Linked DNA regions of Mus musculus: all the other regions are linked to region 3. A link is a loop called in an ENCODE intact Hi-C map of the cell type or tissue named here. Cell type or tissue: left cerebral cortex. All regions are shown on one strand. Each heading gives the region's core, and the rest is flanking DNA. Links, peaks and the distances in the headings are about the cores only. Region 1 holds the start of Tsr2 (TSR2 20S rRNA accumulation). Region 2 overlaps Fgd1 (FYVE, RhoGEF and PH domain containing 1). Region 3 holds the start of Tro (trophinin). Region 4 holds the start of Apex2 (apurinic/apyrimidinic endonuclease 2). Region 5 overlaps Gnl3l (guanine nucleotide binding protein-like 3 (nucleolar)-like).

Region 1 (6,060 bases), core at 594-5,593, 440 kb after region 3:
CTTTAATCCCAGCACTTGGGAGACAAGAGACAGGTAGATCTCGGAGTCTGAGGCCAGCCTGGTCAACAGAAGAGTTCTAGAATAGTCAGTGCTACATAGCGAAACCCTGTCTCAAAAAAAAAAAAAAAAAAAAAAAACCCAAAAAACAAAAATCAAATCAAAAAGGCTTCTCCTCAGGCTCAGTTAACTGAAGAATTCTGAGCTCCTCTTTAGCATAACACACACCACCCAGTATTTTAACTATTCATTTACTTACCTGAAATCACTCACTAGATTGTAAATGTTGAGCTGTGAATCTGCCTAATACCATCCTCAAAACTAGGATATTGGGGGCTGGAGAGATGGCTCAGTGGTTAAGAGCACCAACTGCTCTTCCAAAGGTCCTGAGTTCAAATCCCAGCAACCCCATGGCGGCTCACAACCATCTGTAAAGGGATCTGATGTCCTCTTCTGGTGTGTCTGAAGACAGCTACAGTGTACTCATATAAATAAAATAATCTTTAAAAAAACCTAGGATGTTAATGAAGAGTTAAAAAAAAACAGCATGCAATACTCTAAGTCCTCTTGTTCTTTTATACCCCACCAAGACAAAATGGAAGTGTAGAACTTTTGTGTAGAAGCAGCAGCATGTGCTTATCGAGCACAAGCACTTAGAATGTGGCTGGTCACAAATGAGACGTACTAAGACTTTTAAAATTCCAGATTGTGCCGGGCGTGGTGGCGCACGCCTTTAATCCCAGCACTCTGGAGGCAGAGGCAGGTGGATTTCTGAGTTCAAGGCCAGCCTGGTCTACAGAGTGAGTTCCAGGGCAGCCAGGGCTACACAGAGAAACTCTGTCTTGAAAAACCTAAATAAATAAATAAACTCCAGATTGTGAAATTTAATACTAAAAGTGAAAAATGCTTAATTCTTATGACATACTAAAATATTTTGGAAGAGGATTTTTGTTGTATTTATTTCATGTGCATGTTGTTTTGATTGCCTGTGTGTGCACTGTGTGTACCTGGTGCCCAGATAAGGACAGAAAGATGATATCAGAACCCCTGGAACTGGAGTCATAGATAACTATGAGATACCATGTAGGTGCTGGGAACGGAACCGAGGTCCAATGCAAGAACAAATGCTCTTAACTGCTGAGCCATCCTTTCAGCCCTGTGTTACTTATTTGTTAATTACATGTATGTGCATGCACATGTGTACAGATGAGGAACATTTTGGATCCTCTGGCGCTGGAGTTACAGGTGGTTGTGAGCTGAGAACCCAACTCAGGTTAGGAAGAGCAGGACGCACTTTTAACAGCTGAACATTTCTCCAGCCCCTTCTTTTATCATAAGGACAACTTGGGGATATGGAGCTTGAAACTTAGAGCAATTCCCCTGTCTCCGTCTCCCTGGTGCTAGAATCACAAACATGGCCCATATGCTAGACCTTGGATATGAATTTAATAACACTATAATATTTGCTTCTTTCATTCATTTATTCATTTGTGGTAGTATGAGTAGTGTAGAGCCTCACATGTGTGTAGTAAGCAAGCACTTCCATTGAGCTATATCTCCAAGTCTTTATATTATTTTTATTATGAGACAAGGTTGTGGTGAATCTGAACTTGAGGTCCTTTTGCATCAGGAATATGAGAGTACATGCCTGCACCACAGGGCCTGGCTGCCTTTTATTTATCAGAGGTACTGCTTTTAGTTTTGGTGGCACCAGGGTTGGAGCCCAGGGACACGAGCAGACTAGGAAAGTGCTCTACCACTGGGCTACACTCCTCACCCAACAATTTTAAAATTATATTTACTTGTGTAGGGAGAATCAGAGGACACCTTAAGCGTGTACCAGTTCTCTCCTTCCATGTTGTCCCAGCTATGAAATTCGGACTGTTATGCTTGTTGGCCTTTGTCCACGGAGCTGTCCCCCACCCCTCATCCAGCAATTTTAAGTTACAAGATATGACTCGAATAGTTCTTTTCGTCGGATCTTTCCATAACCATTTTAGAAAGTAGGAAAATGACTCTCTGGAAGGCAAAATGCGTTCTCCAGCATAATAGCATTTGAGTGTCATTGCCTCTAAGGCACTCTAAAGACACAATTCTGATCTCAAAGTCACGATTCATTCATCAAACGCGGGCTCTCTACGTCGAGGCTCTGCCACGCCACACTGCGACAGACAGCAACACCTCACATTCACTCACCATTGGCGATGAAGTAATCCTCCACTGCACCCCCTAGCCACTCGGCCTTCTCCTGGCTGTGCACGCCCCCGAAGCCATTCTCCACAGCGATCTGTGAACACAGGCCCAAGCCAACCATGACAGCATGGAAACCAGAACGGCGTGGCCTGCCGGGGCCTGGGAGTCTGCCGCTTACACCGCCCAGCCATGGCTCTGGCGCCTCGCCTGGTCAACTTCTATTTTGTCACAGCCTTAATCGTGACCCCCCGCCAGGACCTCACTTACCTGTAAAGCAGGCCAAGCCTCCAGCGCAGCTCGGACTGCAGCTCCGAAGAGCACACGCACATCTTCAGCGGCGCCCGCCATCATCCGTTTAGATCACGTGGCTCCCAGGCAGCCCAATCGCTAGGGCGACCTCACCAGGCAAAAGGAGCCAAAAGCCGATTCTCAGAACGTGGTTTAGTTTTCTGCCAATCTGGCTGGCAGCAAGACCAGAACAGTGGGAAACGCCATCAGTGGTAGATGCTACCACTTACCACAGTAAATCCTAATAATTAAAGGAGAACCTGGAGCAGAGTACTTAGGAAGCATAGCTGAAATAAAGAGGAAAGGAGAAAAGAATAGCGAGGGCGAGAAAACCTACATTTGCGAGGCTCAGCAGATAAAGGCAATTGCCTCCAAGCCTGAAGAACTGAGTTCAGTCCCTGAGCCCTACAGGATGGAACTAGAGAACCGATTTCTGCAATTTCCTCTCACCTCCACATGTGTTACACGGCATTCACAGGCGCAGGCACTCCCACACACAATAAATAAATGTAATTTTAATTTTTTAAAAATAATTATTTTATATATGTGAGTACACTGTCACTGTCTTCAGAGACACCTCAGAAGAGGGCATCGGATCCAATTGCAGATGGTTTTGAGCCACCATGTGGTTTCTGGGACTTGAACTCAGCTCAGGACCTCTAGGAAGAGCAGTCAGTGCTCTTAACCGCTGATCCATCTCTCCAGCTCCAACAATTCATTCTTGAGTCAAATATGAGTGACCATGTCCAGGATTCAGGTTGTCCAGAAAGATATTTTCTTTTGTGGAAGTGGTCAAATGACATTTTAGTAGTTACAGAACAAAGAAAGTCCTAAGTCAAAGCATTTACTAAATCTATTGATAGAGACTACAGGTAGTGGGATGAGGAAATTTCTGCTTAGGTTTCAGATACTGTCTGATGACATTCTTAGCTTTTGGATTCATAGATGCTCGCTGTTAAGTATGTATTTGAAAAGTTGTGATAACCACGAGATTTCTCGTTCAGATTCAAGGGAAGACAAGGAATTGTTTTCAATGGGATTAAAAGTAGCTCAAGGTCATTTGTCTCTCCTCTGTAACATTTTTACTCACCCCAACCACAAAGCTCCGTCATTTGGTCCTATAGAACGGTCCATACAGATGTACCTGTTCTTTTCTCTAGGAACTTCAGTTTCCACTGTGTAGCCATGTCTGGTATTGGACTCTTACCACACTCTCCTAAATTCTAGGACTAATCACACACCACCACACTTAGCACAGAATATAGATTTTTCTGAAGTTCACAAGAACATTCTCCAAGACACACCATGTAGTATTCCACACAACAGCGTTTAGTATGTTTTAAGGACTAAGGGCTGATAATGTTTCTATCTACCTTGCCAGCATACTGGGGTCCTGGAGTTTCATCCCAAGACCACAAAAGAAAAAAAAAAAAAAAAGAAAGACTGCAAAGCAAAATTAGAAATTAGTAAGAGAAAGAAACATGTGAAATCCATAAATTTGTGTAACCTTATGGACTCTATTTTATGGAAATAGGTCAAAGGACAAAAACAAAGGGAAATTGGAAAACACTATGAAATGAACCTTGAGTGTTGTAGCTGAAGTACTTAGGGGACACATTTTTAGCTTGCAACAAAAATGTTTGAGCTGTAAATATTTAGAAAGAGCCCATGGGGGAGATACAGCCCACCACTGCCCTCAGCAGTCTGAGGAGTTCTGTCCTCCTTCAGGTAAAGCCAGGCCTTTGATTACACTGCAGGAAAGAGGTTCAGGATAAGCCAGCATTGTGATATGATCATCCAGTGTTATCTGATTGTTAGGATCATTATGATATATGATAAGCAAAGTTAATGAGATTTAACTACAAGCGTTTAGAGAACACATTAAGCTCTGTAAGCATTTAGAAAAAGGAACAGTTAGCAAAGGAAGCATTTGTTCTGCTAAAGGAACACACAGCAATAAAATGACACCTAATGACAGTCTCCTATACCGGTAGATCAGTGCCTCTTTCAGCCACCATCAGAGAAGCTTCCTCTTGCAGAAGCCGGGAACCAACATAGAGACCCACAATGTATTGAGAGTGAGAAGCTCTGGTCTTAAATGGAATGTATTCATGAAAGCCCTCTTCAGAATCCCACAGAGGAGAAGGTGGAAAAGATTGTAAGGGCCAGAAAAGATGGACGACATGAAGGAAATAAGGCCTTCTAAATGCAAGAGGACTGATGCACACAGGAACTCACAGAGACTGTGGCAGCATGCACAGGGCCTGCAGCAGCGTAAACCAGATGTGGCTCCCGTGCTTAGAAGGGAGGTAGATGCAAGCCCCCATCCTTAATCCGGAAGGTACCTCCAGTTAACTGATTGAAAAGGGGAAAAACTAGTTTTCTCACTGGGGATACAAACCACTCTTACAGGCAGGCTCTACACGCAGCAGTAGATAGCCAACAAAAACTGGACTCAATGGTATTTTTGTAGACTTCATCTGGTGTTGCTTTGTTTGAGCTTTTTTTTTTTTTTTTTGTCTACTGGCCTTTTGCTTGTATACTACAGTTTCTGATTTTGTGGTTTGTGGGTTTTGTTTTGTGTGTCTGTGTGTCTATGTATTTCCCAAGCTTTTTCTTTGTTTTTTTTTTTTTTTTTTTTTTTTTTCGAGACAGAGTTTCTCTGTGTAGCCCTGGCTGTCCTGAAACTCACTCTGTAGACCAGGCTGGCCTGAACTCAGAAATCCTCCTGCCTCTGCCTACTGAGTGCTGGAATTAAAGGCGTGTGTCACCACTGCCCAGCTGTTTTTATTTTCTAATTCTGTTTTGTTTGCCTGTTTGTCTTCTAGATGGAGAGAAAGAAAGGACATAGAGGGCTAGGGGATGTAGCTCAGAGATAGAGTGTGTGCCTCGTATGTGTGAGGTCCCAGGTTCAATCCCCTGCATCTCCAAGCAGTCATCAATCTGTTTTTCATTCTTTCTCAATAAAAAGATTTTCACTTGTACATTTTGCCGGGCATGGTGGAAAGGTGAGTTCCTGGACAGCCAGGGCTATACAGAGAAACCCTGTCTCAAAAAGAAAAAGAAAGGACATAGAGTTGGGCAGGTGGGAGAGAAGGATTATCTGGGTGGACCTATGGGAGGGGAGACTACATGTACGTTCCTGACCAGATAGCCCAGTGAGTAAAGTCACTTTGCCACCAAGCCTGACTATCTGAGTTTGATCCTGGGGTTCCATAGAATGGAGAGAGAAAACGACTAGAACCAATTGTCCCCTCCCCTCTACACATGCCCTATGCAATGTCTCTGTGTGCCCATGTACAGATACACATACAACTAACCACAAATGTTCTTAAAGTGTCAAACTGAGGCATGAGATACATTCATGGCATCTCAGCACTCAGGCCGCAGAGGCAGAGGCAAGAGGATGAAGGCCACTCTCAGCTACATATCTGTGTAATGAGTTTGAGGCCAACCCGATCTACATGAGACTGTCACAAAGAAAGGAAGGAAGAAAAAGAGAAAGAAAGAAAAAGAAAGCTAATAGTGCAAGATTAATAAAAATAAAATATACATTTTTAAAATAAAGAAGATGGAGCTGGT
Region 2 (6,060 bases), core at 393-5,392, 430 kb after region 3:
ACTTTGGTGACATATATAAAAATGATTTTGTATATATATATATGTGTGTGTGTGTGTGTGTGTGTGTGTGTGTGTGTGTGTGTGTGTGTAATCTAGACTCCAGAAATGATATCAAACACATAATACATGTTTTTCTTCATCTGGCTTATTTCACTTAATATAATCATCTGTAGTTGCATCCATTTTCTGGCAAATGACATTTTATTCTTTATGGGTTCGTGAAAAACTCCATAATTCACACATACATTCACATTCATACTCAGACACATTTTATCTAATTGCCAGTTGAGAACCCAGGGCTGATTACATAATGGCTATTGTGACTAGTGTTGCATTAAAGATAGATGGGCATGTAATTTCTGTGGTATGCTGACTAATCTTTCATACACACACACACACACACACACACACACACACACACACCTAGGAGCTGGGTCAATATTTGAATTATCTTCATGCTTGATTTCAGCATATATTACAGAGCCATAATAATTAAGTAACATGGTGCTGGCACAGAAACAGACATGTAGATTGATGGGATATATAGGGCCTAGAAATAAACACACACATAAACACACACACACACATACACACACAGCCATAGCCAACTAATTTGTTTAGTTTTGAGGGTTTTGAGATGGAGTCTTATGTAGCCCTGGACAGCCTTGAACTCCTGATCCTGTCTCTACTTCCTAACTGCCAGGTTTACAGATATGTCACCATGCTTTACTTAGCCACTTGATTTTTGACAAAGATGTTAAAATCATACATTGTAGAACAGACAGCTTCTTTAGCAGATGGTGCCAAGAAAACTGAATATCCAATGACTTTATGTATATGAGTGTGTATCTGTGTATGGGTTTGCACACTGCAAGTGCAGTTTCCTGCAGAAATCAGAGGCATTGGATCGCATTGGAATTGGAGGTTTGAGGTACACAGTGTGGGTATTAGGAAGTGAACTCTGCAAGGTTACATGTCCTTTACCACTGAGGCTTTTCAGTGACTTCTAAATACATTGCAAAATAAGTAAAGCCTTACCATACATAACCCTCCCTTAGAGTCTGGCATTAGTAGAAAATCATTACCTAGAGTTTAGTACTTGTTTCAGTCACTGCCAAACCCTTCTCTTGGCACAGTCGGCATAGTGAAATGCATAGGTCTTAGGTATACCACAGGTGAGGTTTGACAAACATTTGATTACAATGAACATGCATTAATTAGTGCATGTGCATGTTGCTGCAAGTACTGGAGAAGGACTTTGTATGCTAGGTAAGCATTCAGTCACTAACTTGCATCCCCACATCCCTAAATAGTGGCTCAACATCATAACTTGTTTCACATTCTTACTTTTCACATAGTGGTCCTAATGATGCAGTCAGAATTCATATTAGAAAAATACATTTGAATCTTAGAATGTAGATGTAGAAGGAAAATGAGAGTCTAGATGGGAGATAGCAAAGTTAGGGGTCCTATTTCTAGGGGTGGTTGACAAGTTTGCACCAGGGCAGAGGGCTTGGAGAACACAAGGTTTCTAGAGGGGCTGGAGAGATGGCTCAGAGGTTAAGAGCACTGACTGCTCATCCAAAGGTCCTGAGTTCAAATCCCAGCAACCACATGGTAGCTCACAACCATTTGCAATGAGATCTGATGCTCTCTGAAAATAGCTACAGTGTACTTGTATATAATAAATGTTTTACTAAAAGGGTTCTAGAAGGGTTCTCTAGAAGAAGCAAAGAAGAACAAAAGGAAGTTAGAGCAGGAGTTATAGCAGACAACATGCTGGGCACATTACATAATCATCAGTGTTGCTTAGAACACAGGTAAGCCCATCTTCATGAAATAAAAAAAAATACTGCCTCCTTTTGCAAAGTTGACAGGTTAGCAGTTGGATATAGTTTCATGTATGTTCCATACTCTTAGACACACTTCACCTTTATCCTTCTTAGGCCTAGCACCTCCCTCTGGAAACCTTTCTTAAAAGTCCCACTCAAACATAGGCTGAGGCAGGCCCCCTTCTCTGGACTCCTCAGTCTTCATTCCCTCTAGAGCCAGCACTGATTCTCTCATACTGTCCCTGTCAGTCTCCTATAGTGCATCATGAGCTCCTTGATCTGGAAGACATTGAATAAGCTCAGGTTATGTGACTTGTTCAAGGCTACATAAAGTGAAAAAGTGTAGTGACGCCTAGGCCCTGTAACTCTTAAAATACCATTCAGATTGTGTTTTATTGGCCTGCCTAACTCAACACCTTTCTTTTCTCCCCTGCAAGGACTGAGGAGGAGAAGAAAGACTGGGTCCAGGTAACACCCAAGGCTTTGTGGTAGGGGTCTGGAAGGGTCTTAACAGGTTTCTTAGGGGCTGATAATAGATAAAATAAGCAGAACAGGCTCGGGACATCAGCTTTGTACAGATGCTATTATCACCCTCTTACAGATAAGCAAGCTGAAGTCCTGAGATTAGATAGAAACATTCTTTTAGGAAGTCAGTTCCTCTGAACCAAGCTTTGTAAAAGCTTGCACGCAGCCAGCAGCAGGAGGGCCTTCTGAGATTTTCCATCCACCACTCCCCTTTCCCACATTTGATAGTTACACCAGTCATAGACCTGGATTTAGGGAGGGATTTTCCCAGTCATGTGTAGCAGGGACAGACCTGGGTCTAGAACTCCAGGCTAAGGCATAGGAAGGTGTGGTGAGGGCAGAGATAGGTTGTCGTGGAGTGATCTGACCTCTCATTTCTCACACCTCTTCGCCAGGCCATCAATTCCACCCTCCTGAAGCATGAACAGACCCTGGAGACTTTCAAACTGTTGAACTCAACAAACAGGGATGATGAAGATACTCCCCCTAACTCTCCAGTAAGAGTCCTACTTTCCTCAGTACTGGGATCTCCTTGAAGCTCCATGTTCCCACCTTTTTCTTGAGATGATCTTTTCCTTTTCCAAGAATAGGGACCTGAGAGGCAGTGCAGACAAGCCCCCAGAAGCCAGCTTCTGCTAGTAGGGCTACAGATTGCACCCCAGAAAGTGAAGTGACTTACCTCCAATAATAGTATGCTCTCCCCAACCCCATGATGATTTAAGTGGCAAAGCAGAGGCAAGGTGGGCTGGCTGGACTGGACTGAGGAGCTATCTCTAACCTGGGCCCTAACCCTCCCCCTAGAACGTGGATCTTGGGAAGAGGGCACCTACGCCTATCCGGGAAAAGGAAGTCACCATGTGCATGCGCTGCCAGGAGCCCTTCAATTCCATCACCAAACGCAGGCACCACTGCAAGGCCTGTGGGCATGTGAGTGTTGGGAGGCAGGGGCAGAGCTAAGGTGGGGACAGGCTGACAGCCTAAAGGCCCACTTCTGATGGGGTACCCTCCAAGAAGGAGGAGGCTGCAAGTTGGCTGTGGTAGTTGATACACTGAAGAGAAGCCAAAGGCAATTAAGCTGTTCGTGCCCACTTGCTGCCCCAGGTGGTTTGTGGGAAATGCTCTGAGTTCCGAGCCCGACTCATCTATGACAACAATCGTTCCAACCGTGTGTGCACTGATTGCTATGTGGCCTTGCATGGAGCACCTGGGAGCAGTCCAGCCTGTAGCCAGCATACACCCCAGCGCAGGAGGTCCATCCTAGAGGTAAGAACTGGCTGGGTTCCTAACCACAAGCCTCAAAGTATGCCATAGTTACTGACCCAGGGTAAGCACTCATTAATCAGGTAATCCAGACTTGAAACAAGGAAAATGAGTGTACGGGTTAAAAGGATACTTTTTATTACAGAACTTTACACACTTAACTCTTACAGTAACTGCTCAACTCTTACCCTTAGTTTACATAGGAAGAAACTAAAACCCAGAGAGGATATTTGACTAAGTTATACAACCAGAAAAACACTTCTAGGGATCATTTTATCTGAGACAAAGTCTCACTGCATAGCCTAAGCTAGCCTATAGGTTTTTCTTTTTAATGAACCAAGTGCATTTTTAAAATTATGAAATAGGATAAGGAAACATAAGACATATTCCTTTACCCAGAAGTTGCCACTGTTAATACTGATCCTATCTTTTTAGGACCATGAATATACACATATTTGGGGTGATTGTTTTTTCAACAAAACCAAGGTATCCCAAATGTAAGGGAGCTTACTCTGTACCAGAACTATTTTAAATGCCTTGCTTATGCTAATTTCAATCTCATAAACACCCTCTGTGCTCTTCTCACAAGTCCTGCATTTTCATCTATTGTTAGGATCGAGACAGATGGTGTTAGCCACCTACTCATCCCATTAATCATAATGTTAGAAGGACTTTCTCAGAGCAGGCAATGAGTATATTATGAAAGATGAAAAGGGTTAGCTGTGAAAGTCCCTTAGCCTTAAGAGTGGCCAGCATTTCACTGTCCCCACTGAGATCTGCACACCCCTTATACTTGTTGTTAAGAGTCAGCAGCAGCCAAGCCTTGCTTTGTTTTATCTCCATGATGAAGGCTAAATCATTTCAGCTATGATTTGCACAGCTTGGCTACCGTTGTCTGAGACATAGTCCATACACTATGGGGCTGTTAAAGCCAAGAGCAAAGCCTTCCATCAACATTGATGTTCCCTGTCCTGTGTCTCTGATCACAGAAACAGGCCTCGGTCGCTGCTGAGAACAGCGTCATCTGCAGCTTCCTGCACTACATGGAGAAGGGTGGGAAAGGATGGCACAAGGCATGGTTTGTGGTTCCTGAGAATGAACCCTTGGTGCTGTACATCTATGGAGCCCCTCAGGTGTGCATCCCACTCCTTCAGGTTTTTCCAGCCATCTGACAAAGCTGGGCTGCTCCTCTCCTTGTCCTTTGGGGGCAGGGTGAGCCTAGCAAAGGGGAAAATTAAAACCCCTATCCTTATGTGACAGAATAGGTAGGTAGAAGAGTTTGGAGGCCAAGGTATGGGGACAATGAGGGTGAGGTGGGAAGTCTGGCTTTCTGGAGAAAACAGTAGAATAGACAGGCACCTCTAGGTCTGACACTTAAGTAGAACAGAATAGGCAGATAGAGGAACTAGCCAAAGGACTGAATCTATAATAGTTGATTTGGGCATGGGAGGAGATAGCCATGTAAACCAGCCTGCCTTCTAGTCCCAGTTCAGATATCTTCCTGTTCATTACAGTGAAATCAGTGTTCTTCAGCAGAGGGAAACAGCAGAACAGAGCAGTTTGACTGGGCAGAGGATACTGCCTAGCCCCTAGATGACACTAGTTCTCTGTTCCTTCTCTCCAGGATGTGAAAGCCCAGCGCAGCCTGCCCCTCATTGGCTTTGAGGTGGGGCCTCCTGAGGCAGGAGAGCGGCCAGACAGGAGGCATGTCTTCAAGATCACACAAAGCCACCTAAGCTGGTACTTCAGCCCAGAGACAGAAGAACTCCAGCGGCGCTGGATGGCTGTTCTCGGCAGGGCGGGCCGTGGGGACACATTCTGCCCAGGGCCCACACTGTCTGAGGACAAGGAGATGGAGGAGACACCAGTGGCAGCCTCAGGAGCCACTGCTGAACCTCCTGAAGCCTCCCAGACCCGAGACAAGACCTAGAGGGTTTGGGGGGAACTGGGAGTTTCTGCCCCACACTCCAGCTGCCCATGTTCAATTGGGGGCTCCAGCCCACTCCCAATGCAGTCAATACTTGAATTCCCATCAAGGGCACTTTCAATCCCGAATGCTGGGTCATGGGTTTTTTAATTCATCTTTTCACAAAAGGTGGGCTTTTTAAAAAAAAAAAAAAAACTATTCCTACATTGATGTTAATTTTTTAAATCCCTGTCCCCAGGGAGGGCGGGAGCTAATTGCTAGACTCACTTGAATTAGTTTCCTCCCAGTACCCCACTTCCACCCAGCTCCCCACAAAAGTACCAGAGGCAGGAGACCTGGATTCAAGTGCCAGCTCTGCTACTGACCCTGGGACCCCAACCCACCCTTTCCTCCTCAGCCAGTGTCTTCACATGTATGACCTTACATGGGGTGGTGACTAGACCCTTCTTGCCTTTCCCATGGCTTATAGCTTCTACCTAGCCCCAAAGCAATCCAGTATTTTATCGTCCAGATCCA
Region 3 (6,060 bases), core at 287-5,286:
GTCTGGATACTACCTGTCTCCTTGGCAGCTTGGCCTTGGGTAGTAACTGTGTGGGTAGCAGCCGAAGCCAATGAGATCTCAGCAGCACTAGGTACAGTCTTATTGGCAGCATTGTTTGCCGTAGAAGCTTTCTTGGATTTGTTGACAGCTGTTGAGGCCAGGGAATTAGCTGACTCATTGGCAACTGGAGTCTGGATAGTCGGTGTGGTAACTGGTAGGTTTAGGGCCTGTAATGGTGGCTTCAGCTGTGTAGTGGCATCCTCACTGCCAGTTAGGGATACCTTGGGAGTAACTCTCATTGTCTTGGCTTTCTGGGTCTGAGAAGTAACTGAAGCCTGGATATTGGGTGCCTCAGTAGTAGCTGAAGCCTGACTGATCTGGGTGAACATTGGTAGGTTTAAAGCCTGCAAAGTTACTTTAGGCTTGTTGCTAGCATTATCATTGGCAGATGGGACTGGAGGGGGAGCCGGTGTGGTCTTATCCATAGGCTTAATAGAATTCTTCTTGTTCTTGTTTTTCTTAGATCGGCTGGCAATTGGTGGGTCCTTTTCTGTGGTCTCCGACTGTACATCTGGAGAGAAAGGAAGCCCTAGGCTCCCAGCGGGAGGCAGAGGGCCCTACATACTTAGGATTATAATCCTATGGGCCACCCCACCTCCCTACAATCACCCCTCTCTACAGTTGCCTCCCCTCCTGAACAATTTCATTGAAAGGGGTTTGGGAAAGGGGGATGGAGCAAGAGATAGATAAGTTTCCTCTTCCCTGTACCATGCAAAGGAAGACTGAGATAGGTAAGGTAAGGAATTATGGAACTACACAGTGATAATAGGCTCCAGAGTGGTAAATGAATTCAGGGCACGACAAACAGAATGCAGAGAGGTCTCACCTGGAATGTGGGCACCCGATGACCATGGTCATTTCTTCTATCCATCTTTCTGAAAGGCTAATAGCCGAGCCTGAAGGAAATAGGCCTGAGTTAGAGGATAATAGGAGGGTGGAAAGGGGGAAGATTTATCAGAAGTCTTGCTAAATCTGAAGGGTGAAAGAATTTGCCTAATTTTAGGCCCCAAATCTTTCTGGGTTTGCCTATCTAGAAGCCCAGAACATGTGGTCTCTGAGCTGCAGCATCTTTTGCTTCCAAGATGGCAAATTAATTCTACGACCTACACCTTAATACCCTCTACCACACCGCAACCTGACAGTGCGCATGCGCACAGAACGAGAGCGAGAGACACGCACACACGCGCGCACCCACACCCACCCACCCACCCACACACACACACACACATATGCGCGTGCACACACACACGCACGCGCGCATGATAACAGGTTTTCCAAATGCAGCTGGTCCTCAAGGCCCTCAATACGCATGCGCTATGGTGGACAGGACCATTCTAACCATCTCATGTCCACATATGTCCCCCGCTCTCAGAGCTACAGAACATCTCGATCCCACCGCCTCCTCCTCCTACATCATTTCTCAGCCCGTCCCCCCACCCCAGGCTCCACAGGGCCTCTTCGCGCCACCCCCTCCTACCACCATCCCACCCCACCCCCGCCCCCATTCCTGTGCGGCCGCGCCAGCCCGCGCCAACCATCAGCCACTCACTCAGGCTGTGGTTCCGCAGTCCTCCGCACCTCCCACCCTCCTCAAGCCCCCTCCCCCCCCACCCGCGCCGCAGTCGCCTTCGCCAACACTATCCCCCCTCGCCCCCCCCCCCCCCGGTCCACGTCTGCAAGGGCCCCGCCCCGCCCTTTCTGCAACATTGATACCCCACCCTCAAATCCAACAGGGATAACCCCTTCATGATTCCCAGCTCCCTAACCCTACCAGGTCATCCCCTCTTTCAAAGCAGTGCTACCCGGATCCTAGCCCGTCCTTTCTCCCTTCCAAGCCTGGTCCTCTGGCCGTTTAAAGAGGATTCTGTCGCTCCTTTCTTAGTCCAGATTCGATTCATCCTTTTCGTAGCCCATAACGGGGTCCAGCCCCCTTTCTTCAGCTTGATCCGGGTCCCTTACCTCCCTCCTGAACTCGACCCTCCTCCCTTTTTGCTACAGCCAGAACGTGTTCTAGATGTTTCCTTTCCAAAATCCCAACCAGGTCTGCATCCCTTCTTTCCATCCCCAAACTGAGTCTAGACTTTCCCGTAGCCCGGAGATTCCGCCCCCGCCTTTACGCAGTGAGAATTGGGTCCAGGCACCTCTAAACCCACCACATCGAAACCGCTAGATCCCGAATCCAGCCAGGTTCCTGTCAAACCTTAATGCTGTGTGAAGCCAGTCACCCCGAAGCCGCGGCTCTGAAGCCCCCACGGGGTCTTTCCTAAAGCTGGCCACCTCAGCTCACCTCGCCCTCGTGAGCCGAGAGGACGTCTGCTCTCTCCAAGCCTCTCCTCAGGTCTGAGCTTGTAACCCGCCCCCCTGGCCGGAAGTGGTCCTGCCTCTTTCCGCCTCCAGAGGGGGGTCTCCGTCCCTACCAGCCCGCCCCACCCCCTCCCCGCTAACGGCTTCCCAGTCTCCTCAGTGTGGCGCATCTGTTTACTACCTCTTGTTCAGCATTCACACCTAGTCTCCATTTCATTTCTCTGTTCCCCAATACGTGTCCCTGTTCCTATTTGATTTTTCAGTTTCTCCTGAAGAAAATGACCTCAGAGCTCCCACGCCTGTCCTGACAACACTAATTACATGGCGTGATATACTGTGAGAACGTCACATTCATTACTGCCTCTAAAATACGACTAGATTAAGATAGAGGCGCTGAACATTAAGGTGATGCTCTCAAATAATTCATATATATAATATATATTTAAACAATATGTAATAAATAATTAAATACATATAGTTAAACAGTAGATGTAAGAAAAATCAATTAGAGCCTGTCAGATGGCTCAGCGGTAAAAGCACTCCAAGCCTGCGGACATGAATCCTATTCCCTGGATCCACATGGCGGAGGTAGAAAACCTACTCCCACAGGTTGTCTTCACAGCTCTGATTGCACACAAACACATATGTGCATGTACACACACTTTATTTATTACAAATAAAAATGTAATAAAAAAATCCCTACATGCTTCTATTTTATTTCAAAATAATTTCACTGATTCCTTAAAATTAAAAAAAAAATTATTTGGAAACTATGGGAGCGGGCATTTAACAAAGCCCTGATATAATTCCAGCACTACTTGGGAGGGAGATGTTGAAGGGTCTTGAGTTCAAGTACAGCCTTCTACGATGAGATGATATATTAAAAATCATATGTATATGTGCATATATATACATACAAATATACATACACATCTTTTTTTCTCATGTTCTTCTTTTACTGATGCTCTGAACAAGGACTTAGGCTTTCTCTTGTGATGTAGCACACTACTCGCCAGTGCAAGAAACAATTTGTAGCATTCACTTTTTTTCATTCAATTATGTCAAACTGAGTAGAGACCATTATGTCAGAAAAAAAAGGCAGTCAAAGCTAAAATGAGACATTATAAAAAAGAATGACATTATACACTGGGCGTTGAATCCCAGCACTTGGGAGGCAGAAACAGGCAGATCTTATGAGTTCAGGGGCCGGCCAGGGCTACATAGTGAGGTCCTGTATCAAGAAAACCAAGGGATACTTTTGGGATAGCATTGGAAATGTAAATGAGGAAAATACCTAATTAAAAATAAAAAAGAAAACCAAACAACAAAAGAATTATATAATAAGAGACAATTCACAAGGACCATATAAAAATTAAAAGTATCTATGAATCCAACACTGAAGCACCTATATGTATGGAGCAATAATGTTAATAATGAATGGGGGATAGAGCACAGTCAAACAAATAGTAAAGGACTTCGATACCCATTTTCCAACAGTGTAGGGATTGTCTGGACAGAAAATCAGTAAAGAAAGGTCGGACTTGAATTAAGCCAGATGAACTTAACAGACATCTACAGAACATTTCAGCTGTAGCATACACATTCTTCTCAAATCTACATGCAGTACTCTCCAGCACACATCCTGAGTAAGACCACAAAACAAGTCTTAACAAACCTAAGGAGAATATTCGTCAGAACCCATAGAACTGTATGTCACTAAATGGGAACCTTAATATATACAAAAATAATTAACCACAGCATACAAATAATCTTTGATGTAATGAAATCTGTGACAAGTAGCTCTAACTTTATTATATAATTATCCTGCAACTATACATTTTATGATGAAGAATGGCAAAAGAACAGAATATTGACAGCACCTAAGCAATGTTGTGAAGGGTGAAAAGGAGCAGTTTACCTTAATATATTTGGATGATTGATTGAATGAAAACTAAAAGTAAAATCAAAGGAAACCCTATAAATATACTGTCCTGTAGGTAGTGTATTTCTTTATTTTTTCCTTTTTTGTTCTCTTATTGAAAATGAACTTTTTCTCATAAAATATATCCTAATTATAGTTTCTCCTCCTCCCTTTACTATGTTCTTCCTGACCTTCCTTCCCCTCCAGATCCAATGCCTTTCTGTCTCTCATTAAAAAACAAAAAAACAAAACAAAACAAAAACCAGGCTTCTAAGAGACAATAACCAAACACAACAAAACAAAATATAACAAGATGAAACAAAACCCATCATATTGAAGTTGGCTACAGCAACCCAACAGGAGAAAAAGACTCCCAATTGGAGGCATAAGAATCAGAGACCCACTCGCCCTCAAAGTTAAGAGTCCCATAAAAATACTAAGCTGAAAGCTATCATATAAATGCAAATGTCCTGGTGCAACCCCATGTGGGCCCTGTGCTTGCTGCTTGTTTCTGTGAGTTCATATGATCTCTGCTCATTTGATTCAGAGAGCCTTGTTCTCCTGGTATCCTCTGTCCCCTCTAGCTCTCACATTCTTCCTGCCTCCTCTTTTATAGGGTTCCCTAAACCCCAAGGGGAGGGATTAGATGGAAACATCCAACTTGATTCTCTCCATGTAATGTCTGGCTGGGGGTCTCTTCATCTGTTTCCATCTGCTGCAGGAGGAAGCTTCTCTGATGAAGACTGGATAAGGCACTGATCTATAAGTATATCATTAGGAATCATTTTACTGCTTTTTTTTTTTTAAGACCAGTAGTGTTCGGTTTTACCTTAGGTCTCTGAGCTAGCTAGCTTCTGGTTCTTGATCACCCAAGAATTGTCGGATACAGGTTCCAAATGTCAGATACGGCTCATGAGTGGGCCTTGGATCAAATCAGACATTGGCTGGTTCATCCCACATGTTCTGTGCCACTACTGCCCTTGCATATTTTGCAGGCAGGACAGATTGTTGGTAAAAGGTGTTATTCCTGCATCGGTGTCCATGTTTTCTTTCAGTAGCCTGCACAGTACCTTCCTACACCCAAGACACTAGAACATGGGGGTGAGAGCTCCTTGTAGGCTTCAGCTCATCTTCTCCATGTTTAATGAGCTGTGAGGGTGTTGTCCTCAGCAATGAGACCCCATGGTCAGTATTCAGAGAGCAGCCCCTTGTCTTGGCAACAACCTGGATTGTTTGGGGATTTCCATGAGATTCCCTTGACTAACACCTCAATTAAATTCTGCTTAGTCCTGCTACTGGAAGACTTGTCTGGCTACAAGTGATGACCAGTTCAGGCTCCATATCCCCCATTACTAAGAGTGTTCACTAGAGTCATCTTCATTTATTCAAGGAAGTTTCCACTGCACTAGGTTTCCACAGACATCCCCAAGTGCTCCCTCACTTCCAAATTGCTCTCCTCATACTCGCTTCCTTCATTCCATCTTCCCTCTACCTGATCCCCTCAGTCCTGTTCCCATATATCCCCAATACACCCATAAAATCTATTCTATTTTCCCCTTCCCAGGGAGATCTCTACATAATCTCCTCTTTACTCAACATCTCTGGATCTATGGATTGTAGTTTGGTTATCATTTACTTAACAGCTAATATCCACTTATAAGTGAATATATACCATATTTATCTTTCTGGATCTGGGTTATCTTGCTCAGTGATTTTTTTTCTAGTTCCATCCATTTGCCTGCAGATTTCATGACTTCATTTTTTAACAGCTGAGT
Region 4 (6,060 bases), core at 301-5,300, 70 kb before region 3:
TCGCATCTGGAGCAGGCGATAGAAGCGCATCTTGAAGGTCAGCCGCTCAGGCTTCCCAGGATCCGCGTGAGGGCAGTACACATTGATCAGGGTCAAAGTCTTCTCCTTCCCTTCCAATGTGCTGGGAGAAAAGAGCCCCACAGAAGAGGTCAGTTTCAAGTCTCCCCTTCATATCCACCCACCATGCAGATTCTAGTTAATGGTTATCCATGGGATGAACAAAAAACGGTTAGGAGAAATAAATGAGCAAGTCTTGGGGGGATGGACTTTGGATAAGGCAAGGAGGGCATAATACCCAGGTAAACTGGGTATAATGCAGCCATTTATGACTATAAGATACCTAGAAAGAAACCAACTTAGGATGATGAGTTCTGTGCTGGCTAAGCTATTTTTGAGGAGCCCATGGTAATTAAAAAGCTATTCTTTCAGGCCAGTCTCCCTCTGTAGAGAGGGGAACACAAGGCTCAGAAGGAAGCATGAATTTTCCAAGATCACTCAGCCCAGCCTGGACTAAAATACAGGAAGGCAAGTTTGGGAACATTTTTATAGCAACTGAATACCTATAGAATGGGCCTTATATTCTAGACACAAGGACTAGAACCAGTGATGGCCTGTAAGAGGAGGATATGGACTATTACCGGATCTTGTGCTGTGTAAGGAGGGCCCGGCCCTCACTATCCAGAACCCGGAGTTCCTCTTGCGTGAACTCATCCATGTTTCCATAGCAACCAATATCTCCATTCAGGGTGGCAAACACACCACTCAGGCCTTCTTCAGCAGCTACTGGGGTAGCACTGTCCTTACAGAAGGTAGCCACACCTGGGGACGGACAAGAGCATTCTGAACGGGGTCAGCAGCCAATATATCATTGTACAGCCTATCCCACTCCAAGTGTATCCATATAAGGAACAGCTTTGGTTATCTTTGTCAAATTTAACTGTTTCAAAAATGTAAGGACAGCCAGGCGTGGTGGCACACGCCTTTAATCCTAGCACTTGGGAGGCAGAGGCAGGCGAATTTCTGAGTTCGAGGCCAGACTGGTCTACAAAGTGAGTTCCAGGACAGCCAGGGCTATACAGAGAAACCCTGTCTCGAAAAATCAAAAAAAAAAAAAAAAAAAGTAAGGACAATCCTCCTAACTCAGGGGCCATACATGGCTCTGTAGCGTCTTAAAGCATCTGAGGCCTCAGTTTCCTCTTAAAAAGCCACAGAATAGGGCAGTGGTGGCGCACGTCTTTAATCCCAGCACTTGGGAGGCAGAAGCAGGTGGATTTCTGAGTTTGAGGCCAGCCTGGTCTACAAAGTGAGTTCCTGTCTCGAAAACAAAAAACAAAACCAAAAAAAAAAAGCCACAGAATAATGTTATATTTTACAAGAACAATAATAATGTATTTTACACATACATAGCAAATGCTGATGAAAAATTAGCTATCATTATTACCTCATGCAAGACTATGTCTAAACCCTTGTGAGAGCCTAGAAAATAACCATTATCCTTATTTTCTCAGTGAAAAACCTGAAACACAAAGGTAAAGTAACTTGTCAGAAAACACAGAGAGGATGTGAGCCAGGACTTGAACCCTGGCAGTTAAGGTCCAGTGCTTATACAGTTAACTCAGAAGAAGTACATTACTATACTTCTGAGGGACAAAAGGAAACTTCGGTGCATAAATATGAGGTTTCATATGACCTAAAATTAGCAGCATTTGCTTTGGAAATGAAAAGTCAAAATATGTTACCTTCTTATTAAATACCAAAACACTCCTTTTCTCCATCACCAATGCTAACATAAATACCCCCAGAAGACCTCATTTACCAGAATAGCCACTACGGCTGCGGCTGAAGCTGAAATAGGAGTTATAACCCTCAACAATAGCCAGGGGCTCTGTCAGTACATCTCCTAAAAAAAAAAAAAAGAAAAAAAAGTAAATATAAAGTCAGAGGTAAATTAGCACCATGGACCCATGAAAGACTGGAATTACAGTTATAGGTTAGCATACATCAGAGCTGTAATTGAGGGTCAGGAGAAGTGTTTATGTTGACAGGAGCTAGAGAGATGGGAAAGTCAGGAAAGAAAATTATATTCAAATTAGATAGGGAAGCAGAGGAGGGCAAATCAGAGCTAAGTCTTGTGATTTAGATTAAAGTACTCACAGATGCTGGCAGTGGAGATTGGGGACCTGAAGGGTGGGAGGTAGGAGAGGGAATTAGGGAATTCGAGCTGGGAATTATGGGAGAAGAAATTAGGTCTAAATTTGAGGTAAGATATCAAAGAGGAATGAATCTAGGGCCTTGAGGTGGAGAGAAAAGAGGAATTGGAGATATGGGAAGGAGAAATTAAGAGTCTGAGCTAAAGGCAGAGATTAGGTGGGGATTAAGGACTGAGGTGGGGGCAGGGATGGAAAACTGAGGTGTTTGGCTTAGAAGAATGAAAGGAGAAAATTCAAGGCCCAGAGTTCGGGCTATAGAATGAGTGGGAATCTGTGTATGAGGGTTTCAACGGGGAAAGCAGGCCAGGAGTCGGAATTAGGGGTTCTAGCTGGGGTGGGGTTGTTTAGAAAGAAAAGGATCAGGCCTTTCAGATGGGTATAAGGGCAGGATTCTAAGTATAGGAAAACGAAACGCGAAATGAGACAGAACAAAGGTTAGCATCAAAAGGAAAACACCGTAGAGATCTTGGATTCTCGAATGCTCACTGGTCACTTTGGTCTCCTGGAGACAGACAATATCAGCATCCAGCTCGTCCAAAACGCGTCGCAAGGCCGTGGGACAGCTGCTGGGTTCCTGGCATGCAAGGCCTTGCAGGGGACTCCGGATCCCATTGATGTTCCAGCTTACCACGCGCAGCATTTTGGTAAACGGTACAGTTTCCCAAAGGAAGCTTAGGCGGGCAAATGCATTGCTGCCCGGAAGTGAGCTGGCTCCCCGCCTTCCTCTCGCGTTTCCACCGGGCGTTCTCACCTTCCCCTCCGCCCCCTCCGACGGCAGGACGCAAGCAGGGCGGGACTTCGAGTTCAGTTCTCTTAGGCGGGAGACGGAACTAAGGTGGAGGCTGTAGGAAAACCGGGCTTGATCAAACGAGCCTGTCACCCCAGTACTCAGGAAGCTGAGGCAGGGTCAGTAATGAATTCAAGGCCAGCCTGGGCTACATAGCAAGACCCAGACCAAAACCTGGGAAGAGTAACTGGTGAGAGGCGCGTCTCTGGTTGGGCTCCTTCTCTTCTGGCCGCATGCTGGCCTGGACGCCCGAATCTGACTGCTCTTCTCTACTACAAAAGTACCCCCTGATGCGCCAGGTTACTGACAAATGGGATTTTGTCCCTTTGTCAAGGGGCAGGCCTCTGGGGAAACAAGCTGAGCCAACGCCCTACCCGGATCGAGACAGGACTCTGGCTTTAGTGAGCGGCCCCTGGCGGTGGCTGAGGGGCTTCTGCAGACCCTGGAGTCCTTTTGGGCAGTGGCGAAGGGAACTTTCTCCGTTAAGCAATTAAGAACCTAGCTAGCCTCCGTTTTAATGGAGTCTGGAGGAAGGAGACTGCCTCAAATCCTCCCTGTATAGCCATGTTTGTCTTGACTCTCAAAGCATAAGACAGACTTGCATTTGGCTCCATTTCTCAGATGAGCAAAATCGAGGCCTAGACCATTTAAGCTCCAGAATAGTATCATTTCCCGATGCAGTTATGGTTTTCCTGTCTATACCGTGTCCTTTCATTCTTAGGATAATCCAGGAAGAGGCACTGAAGCTAAGTAGAAGTTGAATAAATTCGTCTCAGCCTCACAGAAGTGGTAGAGCCAAGATTTAAACCCTTCTTAATCAGGTAAACAATTGATTTTTTTTTTGTCCACACACCTCTGTGTTTACGTCTTTTCCTGTGGGCACCACTGCACTTTATGGTCCATGGCACAGTATTTACCACAGTGCACAACCCCCATTGATTTCCGTTGTCACTAGACTGCCAGCAGCCTGAATGCAGTGGCCATCTCTGACCCACCTTATATGATAACGGAATAAATATTTAGCAAATGGATGAATAAGCAGGGCAGTAGGGATGAGTTCTCGACTTATTTTTTTGTGACCACAGAAACAGAATTAACAGGAATCGCCCTATTTCCAGGAAAACTATAACTTTGCATCCTAAGGGTTTTTTTTTTTTCCACTGAAAATTGCTACAAAGTTATTCCCATTCGAATGCACACACCCTCAGAATTTCACAGCCTTTGAGCCATCGTCTTCATGGCTATACAGAGCCACAGTAGGCTGCCCCTCCCCCACCCCACCCCCATCGGACTTAAAGGTCACTAGTTACTGCTATCAGAAAAACAGCTCTGTAATTCAAATTCTGTGCCTTGAGCTTTTCCATGCTTTGGGAGTTACTGACTAAAGATCAAATCCCAGGAGTGGGTTAATTAGGACAAGGGAAATGAACATTTTTCTTCATGTCACCAGTTGCTTTCAAGCAAGGGATTTTGCCCATACTGCACTAAAGGCAGATAAATATAAAGCTTTGTCCCAAAGAAATCCAGATCTTGCTCACCTCAATAGCTGGTTTTCATTTCTCCATTCTCCAGTGGCTTGTTAATATTAGTACTGACCTTTGGGGCACGGTGAACAACACATGGTTGGACTGAAGAGAAAAGTCTCTGGGTGGCTCAGGAACTTCTTTGGCAAGTACAGCAGCTAATATTTCAACACTGCACACACCCCTTAACAAGGGTGCTTCCTCAGCCTTCCCAGGAACCAACGGATGTCTCCCGGTTTCCTATTTGATGCCACCCACCGGACCTGCTTTGGGGGTCTGTAAATGCAAGAGAGCCATTGGATAATTAGCGATGGAAGAAAAAGCCTCTAAGAGAGCAGGTAGGTGAGCATAAAGGAAAAGTAGACAGGTCTTTTACAGGTCAAAATCCTTGCTTCAGGCTCCTTGGAAGATTTTTCTCTGCATAGGAATTTGGTTTAGCTACTTCAAAGGGGATGGGAGAGTTGGGGAATGATGATATGCATATGTAATTCAACTGTCGACATTTTATTTTTAATTACTTATTTTATTTATTTGCATTCCAAATGTTGCCCTCTCCTTACTATCAGTATTTTAAAATCCTCTTGTACTTGACTCTTTAGGACGCTAGCCTAAAAGACCAATCCCTTACTATCTTTGAAATTCCAATTTTTGTTTGATTTGATTTGATTGTAATTTTGGAAAATGAGTCTAACTGTGCTTCCCATGGGGGCCTGAAACTCTCTGTAGCCCAGACTGGCCGTGATTGTGTGATCCTCCCAGCCTAGCTTCTACGTCCGTAGTCTGTGTATATTTTTAAATTAAATGCACAATAGAAAGTGTATCTCTGACCGCGCCTCTAGTGTATTAAGTTGGGTTAATTTGCTATGAAACTTTGACAAGTTCTTTAGTTTCTCTGGGTGTCAAAGTGAAATAGAAATGAAAGCCCCTAGCCTACTTCCCACAGAGGACTAGCTTGATGATCAAGAAAGTGTAAAAGGCAGAATCCAGAGTTCTTTTGCTTCAGGGCTTTCATGCTGTGTATGAGATTCATGCTCTTGGCTTTTATGTGACACCCACAGGTACTACCACCCACAACCCTCTACGTGCTCTCCTTCCTGACTGACTATGGTCAATGGAGAACCACTCCTAAGACGAGAATGCAGTGAGCTTTTTGGAGCAGACATGAGTCTGAAAACAGTGGCATAATGGGACCAGGGCATTATGAGATCGCTGAGAACAAAGGGATTCTAGGCTGCTGTCACAGAAGTCCTGATATGTGCTCATGCATGAATCTAGCCTATAAGCTTGTAATGATCCACCAGCCTTCTAGCCTATAACAAGTACATTCACAACCACACATTTCAAGACTTACCAATAAGGAAAGACCATTTATGACTTTATTGCCCATCTGTATTATCTTGATGCTTTAAATGAGTTTCCTCTCCACACTGTACATGGAGGTGGGAGCAGGCTCCATGGCTCTGCAAACATCACGCTGCATAGTTTTCTTCCCTGGAGATAGTTCTGCTTTATGGTTCAGCTTTTAGCCTTCCGTGTGAAT
Region 5 (6,060 bases), core at 639-5,638, 320 kb after region 3:
ACACAGATCACTCACTTTCCTGTGGAAGTGGAAAAGGGGCAAAAAACAGGCAGGATGCTGTATCCCAGACAAAAGGCGGCAGCTGGAGATGAGTGTTCTCTTATACAGTGTGAGACTGCACCCGTCTTTGTGGCCTATTCAGCCTTCTGGACCAGTTGCACACAATCCACCATCTTTGCACAAGAAATCAGGAGGCAGACTGATGGACAGGAAGGTTTCTCAAGGACTGACACAGTTGAGCCTGTGTCCATGTGGAGAAGATAGCTTTGACCTTGGGCCTTAAAAAGGCAACTATCAAAATCAAATGCATTTGTTTAGTGTTATTTCTACCCAAACCTGAAATTCCTAGTAAGATTTTAAAGAAATTAGCCCAGAAACTTAGGATACCCAAGATATAAGATACAATTTGCTAAACGCATGAAACTCAAGAAGAACGAAGACCAAAGTGTGGACACTTTGCCCCTTCTTAGAATTGGGAACAAAACACCCATGGAAGGAGTTACAGAGACAAAATTTGGAGCTGTGACGAAAGGATGGACCATCTAGTGATTGCCATATCCGGGAATCCATCCCATAATCAGCTTCCAAACACTAACACCATTGCATACACTAGCAAGATTTTGCTGAAAGGACCCAGATAGAGCTGTCTCTTGTGAGACTATGCCGGGGCCTAGCAAACACAGAAGTGGATGCTCACAGTCAGCTATTGGATGGATCACAGGGCCCCCAATGGAGGAGCTAGAGAAAGTACCCAAGGAGCTAAAGGGATCTGCAACCCTATAGGTGGAACAACATTATGAACTAACCAGTACCCCGGAGCTCTTGACTCTAGCTGCATATGTATCAAAAGATGGCCTAGTCGGCCATCACTGCAAAGAGAGGCCCATTGGACTTGCAAACTTTATATGCCCCAGTACAGGGGAATGCCAGGGCCAAAAAGGGGGAGTGGGTGGGTAGGGGAGTGGGGAGGTGGGTATGGGGGACTTCTGGGATAGCATTGGAAATGTAAGTGAGGAAAATACCTAATAAAAATTTAAAAAAAAGAAGCTTCCAAAGAGTATATTACAATGCTGAGAAATGGGATGCCCATAGAATCCTCAAAAACTCCAATATATTTCCAGCAATCTAGAATGTTCCATGCTACCCAGGACTGTGCTCATACATAGGGCTGTGCACACTAATGAACAATGAGGGTACCATAACCCCATATGTGACTGAAACCAGAGAAATAGAACTTGGGACAGACCTGTGAGCTGCATTGCAAGGAGAAAGATGTGCCTCAACAAAAGATGGGCATGCTTCGAAACGACAGTTACTGGTTCTGGACACTTAAGGAAACATATGGGCAGCCATTAGCTGACCACTTTGCTCACCAAGAAGAACCTTCAGTGGCCACACATGACAAATGATGAGTTCACAACATTAGTTTAAAAGCCAGGTGGTGGTGGCAGCAGCACATGCCTTTAACCCCAGCACTTGGGAGGCAGAGACAGGTGGATCCGAGTTTAAGGCCAGCCTAGGCAGCCAAAGCTATACAGCTCTCACAGTGATTGTGACAGCAAGAACAAGACCTGCTCAAGCTTAAGCTAGATCAAATCCCAGAGTGGAGAGGTAGAGGTAGTCACAAAATCCTACCACTAGCCAGACGTGGTGGTACACGCCTTTAATCCCAGCACTTGGGAAGCAGAGGCAGGCGGATTTCTGAGTTTGAGGCCAGCCTGGTCTACAGAATGAGTTCCAGGACAGCCAGGGCTACACAGAGAAACCCTGTCTCGAAAAACCAAAAATAAATAAATAAATAAAATAAAATAAAAGGGTTCCATCCCATAATCAGCTTCCAAACGCTGACACCATGTCATATACTAGCAAGATTTTGCTGAAAGGACCCAGATATAGCTGTCTCTTGTGAGACTATGCCGGGGCCTAGCAAACACAGAAGTGGATGCTCACAGTCAGCTATTGGATGGATCACAGGGCCCCCAATGGAGGAGCTAGAGAAAGTACCCAAGGAACTAAAGGGATCTGCAACCCTATAGGTAGAACAACACTATGAACTAACCAGTACCCCGGAGCTCTTGACTCTAGCTGCATATATATCAAAAGATGGCCTAGTCGGCCATCACTGGAAAGAGAGGCCCATTGGACACACAAACTTTATATGCCCCAGTACAGGGCAACGCCAGGGCCAAAAAGTGGGAGTGGGTGGGTAGGGGAGTGGGTGGGAGGGTATGGGGGACTTTTGGGATAGCATTGGAAATGTAAGTGAGGAAAATACCTAATAAAAAGTATTTAAAAAATCCTACCACTCGCTGAAGAGCCATTAATAGCATTGAAGAGCATGTGATAGCTGCCAGGAGAGTCAGTTTTCTTTATGTAACCCCTGGTTAAGTTGGCCACATGCTAGAGCAAGCCCTGATCCCAAGACTCCTGAGACCAACTGGATACACAAACTGGACTCAAGAAAGAAAAAAGGAGAGAGGAAATTTCAAAATTGGGTAGGAAGGGATGGGAGGGTGGTCATAGGGAGATTTGGGGAAGGGGAGATGAAAATGTTCAATATACATTGCATAGAAAGACGGCTCAGAAGAGCACTGGCTACACTTCCAGAAGACCCAGGTTTGATTCCCAACACCCACATGGTGACTTACCATCTGGAACCTCAGTTCCAGGGAACCTGAAACCCTCTTCTGGTCTCCACAGGCACCAAGCACACAAGGAGTACACAAACATACAGGCAGGCAAAATACCCATACTCGTAAAATAATATAAAGTAAATTTAATAATTATAATAGCATAGGAGTTGGATGCCTTAGCCATTAAGACCACTTGCTGCTCTCTCAGGGGACCATAGTTCAGTTCCAAGATCAAATATGATGGTTTACAACCAACCATAATTTCAGGGGATCCAACATCCTCTTCTGACCTCCATGGGCAGTAGACACCACACACAAATGGGGTATTCATACATGCAGGCAAGCAGGGAAAACACTCATACACCTAAAAATAAAAAAAAACACTTTTAAAAACATTTATCATAATAATATTAAAAATCAATGTAAAAGAGAAAGTAGCAGGTAAGAAAGGGAAAAGAAAAAATACAAACGCAAATAAATGGACAGATATCCTTGTTCAGGTAGCATGGAAATTAGTATTGTTGTTCATACTAACCAAAGTAATCTATAAGTTCAATGTAATTACTACCAAAATCCTAGGGGAAAAAAAGATAGTCCTTAATAAATAAAGCAATCCTAAGAAGAACAAAGCTGGAAGGATCACACTTGCTTTCTAGTGATAGAATTTCTAATTCTATCACAAGTCTAATAAAAACTAGGTCTAGATCCATGTACCTAGACCCATTTTGAACAAAAGTGCAAAGAACAAACAATGAGGAAAAGACCATTTCTTTAAAAAATAGTAACTCTTGTTCAAGAAATGAGCTGGCCTGGATCTGCTCAGTTTGCCTAGCAAGCCTTTCACACGCCTTTCAAGTTTCAGCTCAAAAGCTCACTCCTAGAAACCTTTTCCTTGCCAAATTAGGCCTTCGTATCCCAGGCTACAAAGACTGCAGAAGTCTCTGCTGTAGCAACAACCATACTGGTGTTTTCACTGTAGACCAAGAACTTCCTGGGGGCACGAAATTTGTCTTTTCATCTTGGTATAACATGCCTAACTCTGTGCTGGGAATGTACTCCATGCCCAGGAAGTTTCTGTTGAAGAAAAAGAAGTAAACCTGGCCAAGTGTATTAATAGCTATAATGAAGAGATGCCAAATCAAAATCACAATAGGATATCACATATTTGGATGGATACTCTAAAAAAGGTAAGAGAAGCCAGACATAGTGGCACACCCTTGCGATCCAAGTACTCAAGAGGCAGAGGTAGGATTCTCAGAAGTTTAAGACCAGCCTGGGCTACATAGAAAGACTCTTGTCTCAAAAACCAAGGGGAAAAAACTGTCAAAAGACAAGTTTTAGAGAGGATACAGTGAAAAAGAAACTCATTTTCAAAGTTTCAAAGAAACTTGTCTCCCAAGTGCTGAGATTAGAATTTTTATCTATTACACTTCAAATGCTGAAAACTCTATAGCACCTTAGGAAGGACATTATAAGCTGGGTATGGTAGCATATGCATGCCTTTAATCCCATGTTAGTGCCACAGTGGAAATGGGTTAGCAAAGACACACAGACAAATGGGAGAGAATAAAGGAGCCAGAAATAAACCCATACACCTACAGCTACCTACTCTTTGACAAAGCTGTTAAAATATACACTGGAAAAAAGTTCTTCAGAACATGGTACTGATGACAGCCTGTAGAAGAATGAAACGTGATCCATCTCTTTCACCCTGCAGAAAAATCAGTTTAAAGTCAGACCTGAAACTGAAACTGCTGGCAAAACATGGGGGGAGGGGAACACTTAAGGTACACACAGACAAGGACTTTCTGGAAATGACTCCTAGAGAACAGGAAGTAACTCCCCAACACTGACAGATGGGATTGTACAAAATTAAAAAGTTTCTGCACAGCAAAGGAAACCATGAGCAGAGACAGCCCACAGAATGACTATCTTTGCCAAGTATACATCCAACAGTGCATGTATGAAATTCTCAAAAAAAAATGAAAACATTTTTTAAAAAAAACAGCAATTGGCAATATATTTTTAATGTTCATCATCCTTAGCCAACAGGGGAAGCAGCCCCTTAAAACTGCTTTGAGAATCTATCTTCTCCCAGTAAGAATGGCCATCATCAGGAAAATGAAGGACAATAAATGCTGGTGAGGATGTGGGGAAGAAACCATTAGGAACTGCTTTTGGGAAATGAAACCGGTGTAACCGCCAAGGAAAGCAGTATGGAGAGTCCTCAGAAAGTTAAAAGTCCAATTACTGGGGCTGGAGAGGCAGCTCAATAGTTATAAACATCTGCTGCTCTTCCAGAGGACCTGAGTTTTGTTTCCTGGCACCTATATTACCAAAACTGTAACCCCAGCTCCAAGGAATTTGATGTGTTCTGGCTTTACAGGCACACCCCCCACACGTATATAGACCTTTAAAAAGTACAACTAGCAGGGGCTGGAGAGATGGCTCAGTGGTTAAGAGCACCAACTGCTCTTTCAGAGGTCCTGAGTTCAAATCCCAGCAACCACATGGTGGCTCACAACCATCTAATGGGATCTGATGCCCTCTTCTGGTGTGTCTTAAGACTGACACAGTGTACGCATGTAGATAGATAGATAGATAGATAGATAGATAGATAGATAGATAGATAGATAGATGGATAGATGAAAGAAAGAAGGAGAGGGAGGGAGGGAGGGAGGGAGGGAGGGAGGGAGGGAGGGAGGGAGGGAGGGAAGCAACCATCATACAAAACAACAATACTAATTCTGGATCTATGCTTGAAGGAATCCAAGTAAGGAGAGCACAGGGGGAGCTGCACATTCATGTTTGTCGCTATATTGTTTACAAAAGACAAGCTGATGACCAGCCAAGATATCCATCAACAGGTGGATAATGTGTGTGTGTGTGTGGCTCACAACCAACCATCTATAATTTCACTCCATGGGATCTGACACCTTTTCTGGCCTCTGTGGACAGGAAGCCATGTACATGATACACAGACACACATGCAGGCAAAATAATATTCTAATGTGCATCAAGAGAACAAAGAAGTTCAGCAGTTGCTTAGATTGTTAGTCATATGCTTACCATATATTGCAGCAATCCAACTCTAGGTAGTAATGCCAAAGAAATGAAAACAGTCTCACACAAGGATTTTTAGCAGCTTTATTTATAACTTCCTCCTCAACTGTAAAGAATGTAATCCAACTTAGGGTTGAATAAGCAATAAGACATCCACACAATAGCATATGAAACAGAAATCAAACTATTGATACATCCAGTGATATGGATCTCAAGTCTATAATTTATAACACATTAATCTCAAAAGTTACATACTATTAAATTCCACTTACAACTCTTTTCAAAAGACAAGCCATAAAGTGAAAGCACAAGTCCGTGACTGTCAGGGAGAGAACAAGGTTTGACTATAAATTACCAGGAATGG

What was found. Hi-C counts contacts between places; a loop is a spot of excess contacts. Peaks named below come from ENCODE experiments on the same cell type or tissue, not always from the same donor. Only the 100,000 strongest peaks of a DNase experiment are listed, where the experiment ranks them.
Region 1: a loop joins it to region 3, with 2.2 times the contacts of the local background. A loop is called at or near these places in 2 of 42 quality-filtered maps.
Region 2: a loop joins it to region 3, with 2.3 times the contacts of the local background. A loop is called at or near these places in 2 of 42 quality-filtered maps.
Region 4: a loop joins it to region 3, with 4 times the contacts of the local background. A loop is called at or near these places in 3 of 42 quality-filtered maps.
Region 5: a loop joins it to region 3, with 2.3 times the contacts of the local background. A loop is called at or near these places in 4 of 42 quality-filtered maps.

Annotation. Positions count from the first base shown.
Region 1 is chrX:151,093,972-151,100,031 of GRCm38, forward strand. It overlaps Tsr2 (TSR2 20S rRNA accumulation), which reads right to left and starts at 2,572. Exons shown (of 5, transcript NM_001164578.1): 1 at 2,458-2,572; 2 at 2,194-2,284. The coding sequence starts at 2,541. In left cerebral cortex, for the core only: a CTCF peak has its summit at 2,613; DNase peaks (open chromatin) are centred at 2,285 and 2,584; H3K4me3 peaks cover 1,381 bases; H3K27ac peaks cover 834 bases.
Region 2 is chrX:151,083,362-151,089,421 of GRCm38, forward strand. Fgd1 (FYVE, RhoGEF and PH domain containing 1) reads left to right here. Exons shown (of 18, transcript NM_008001.4): 13 at 2,270-2,300; 14 at 2,753-2,854; 15 at 3,159-3,284; 16 at 3,459-3,620; 17 at 4,607-4,750; 18 at 5,242-6,060. The coding sequence ends at 5,547. It overlaps Tsr2 (TSR2 20S rRNA accumulation), which reads right to left. Exons shown (of 5, transcript NM_001164578.1): 5 at 3,733-6,060. Among named protein-coding and RNA genes, the nearest start is that of Tsr2, 10 kb to the right of the region's middle. In left cerebral cortex, for the core only: no CTCF peak of the experiment used is centred there; DNase peaks (open chromatin) are centred at 3,110, 3,400, 4,252 and 5,172; H3K27ac peaks cover 1,321 bases.
Region 3 is chrX:150,654,998-150,661,057 of GRCm38, forward strand. It overlaps Tro (trophinin), which reads right to left and starts at 2,439. Exons shown (of 13, transcript NM_001002272.3): 1 at 2,348-2,439; 2 at 887-956; 3 at 1-617. The coding sequence starts at 931. In left cerebral cortex, for the core only: a CTCF peak has its summit at 2,444; DNase peaks (open chromatin) are centred at 1,302, 2,195, 2,361 and 2,881; H3K4me3 peaks cover 2,122 bases; H3K27ac peaks cover 1,500 bases.
Region 4 is chrX:150,585,227-150,591,286 of GRCm38, forward strand. It overlaps Apex2 (apurinic/apyrimidinic endonuclease 2), which reads right to left and starts at 2,929. Exons shown (of 6, transcript NM_029943.2): 1 at 2,697-2,929; 2 at 1,817-1,900; 3 at 639-819; 4 at 1-121. The coding sequence starts at 2,850. It also overlaps a transcript of Pfkfb1 not described here. In left cerebral cortex, for the core only: a CTCF peak has its summit at 3,416; a DNase peak (open chromatin) is centred at 2,940; H3K4me3 peaks cover 1,631 bases; H3K27ac peaks cover 947 bases.
Region 5 is chrX:150,977,375-150,983,434 of GRCm38, forward strand. Gnl3l (guanine nucleotide binding protein-like 3 (nucleolar)-like) reads right to left here. Exons shown (of 16, transcript NM_198110.2): 16 at 5,759-6,060. Among named protein-coding and RNA genes, the nearest start is that of Gnl3l, 37 kb to the right of the region's middle. In left cerebral cortex, for the core only: no CTCF peak of the experiment used is centred there; DNase peaks (open chromatin) are centred at 3,528 and 4,453.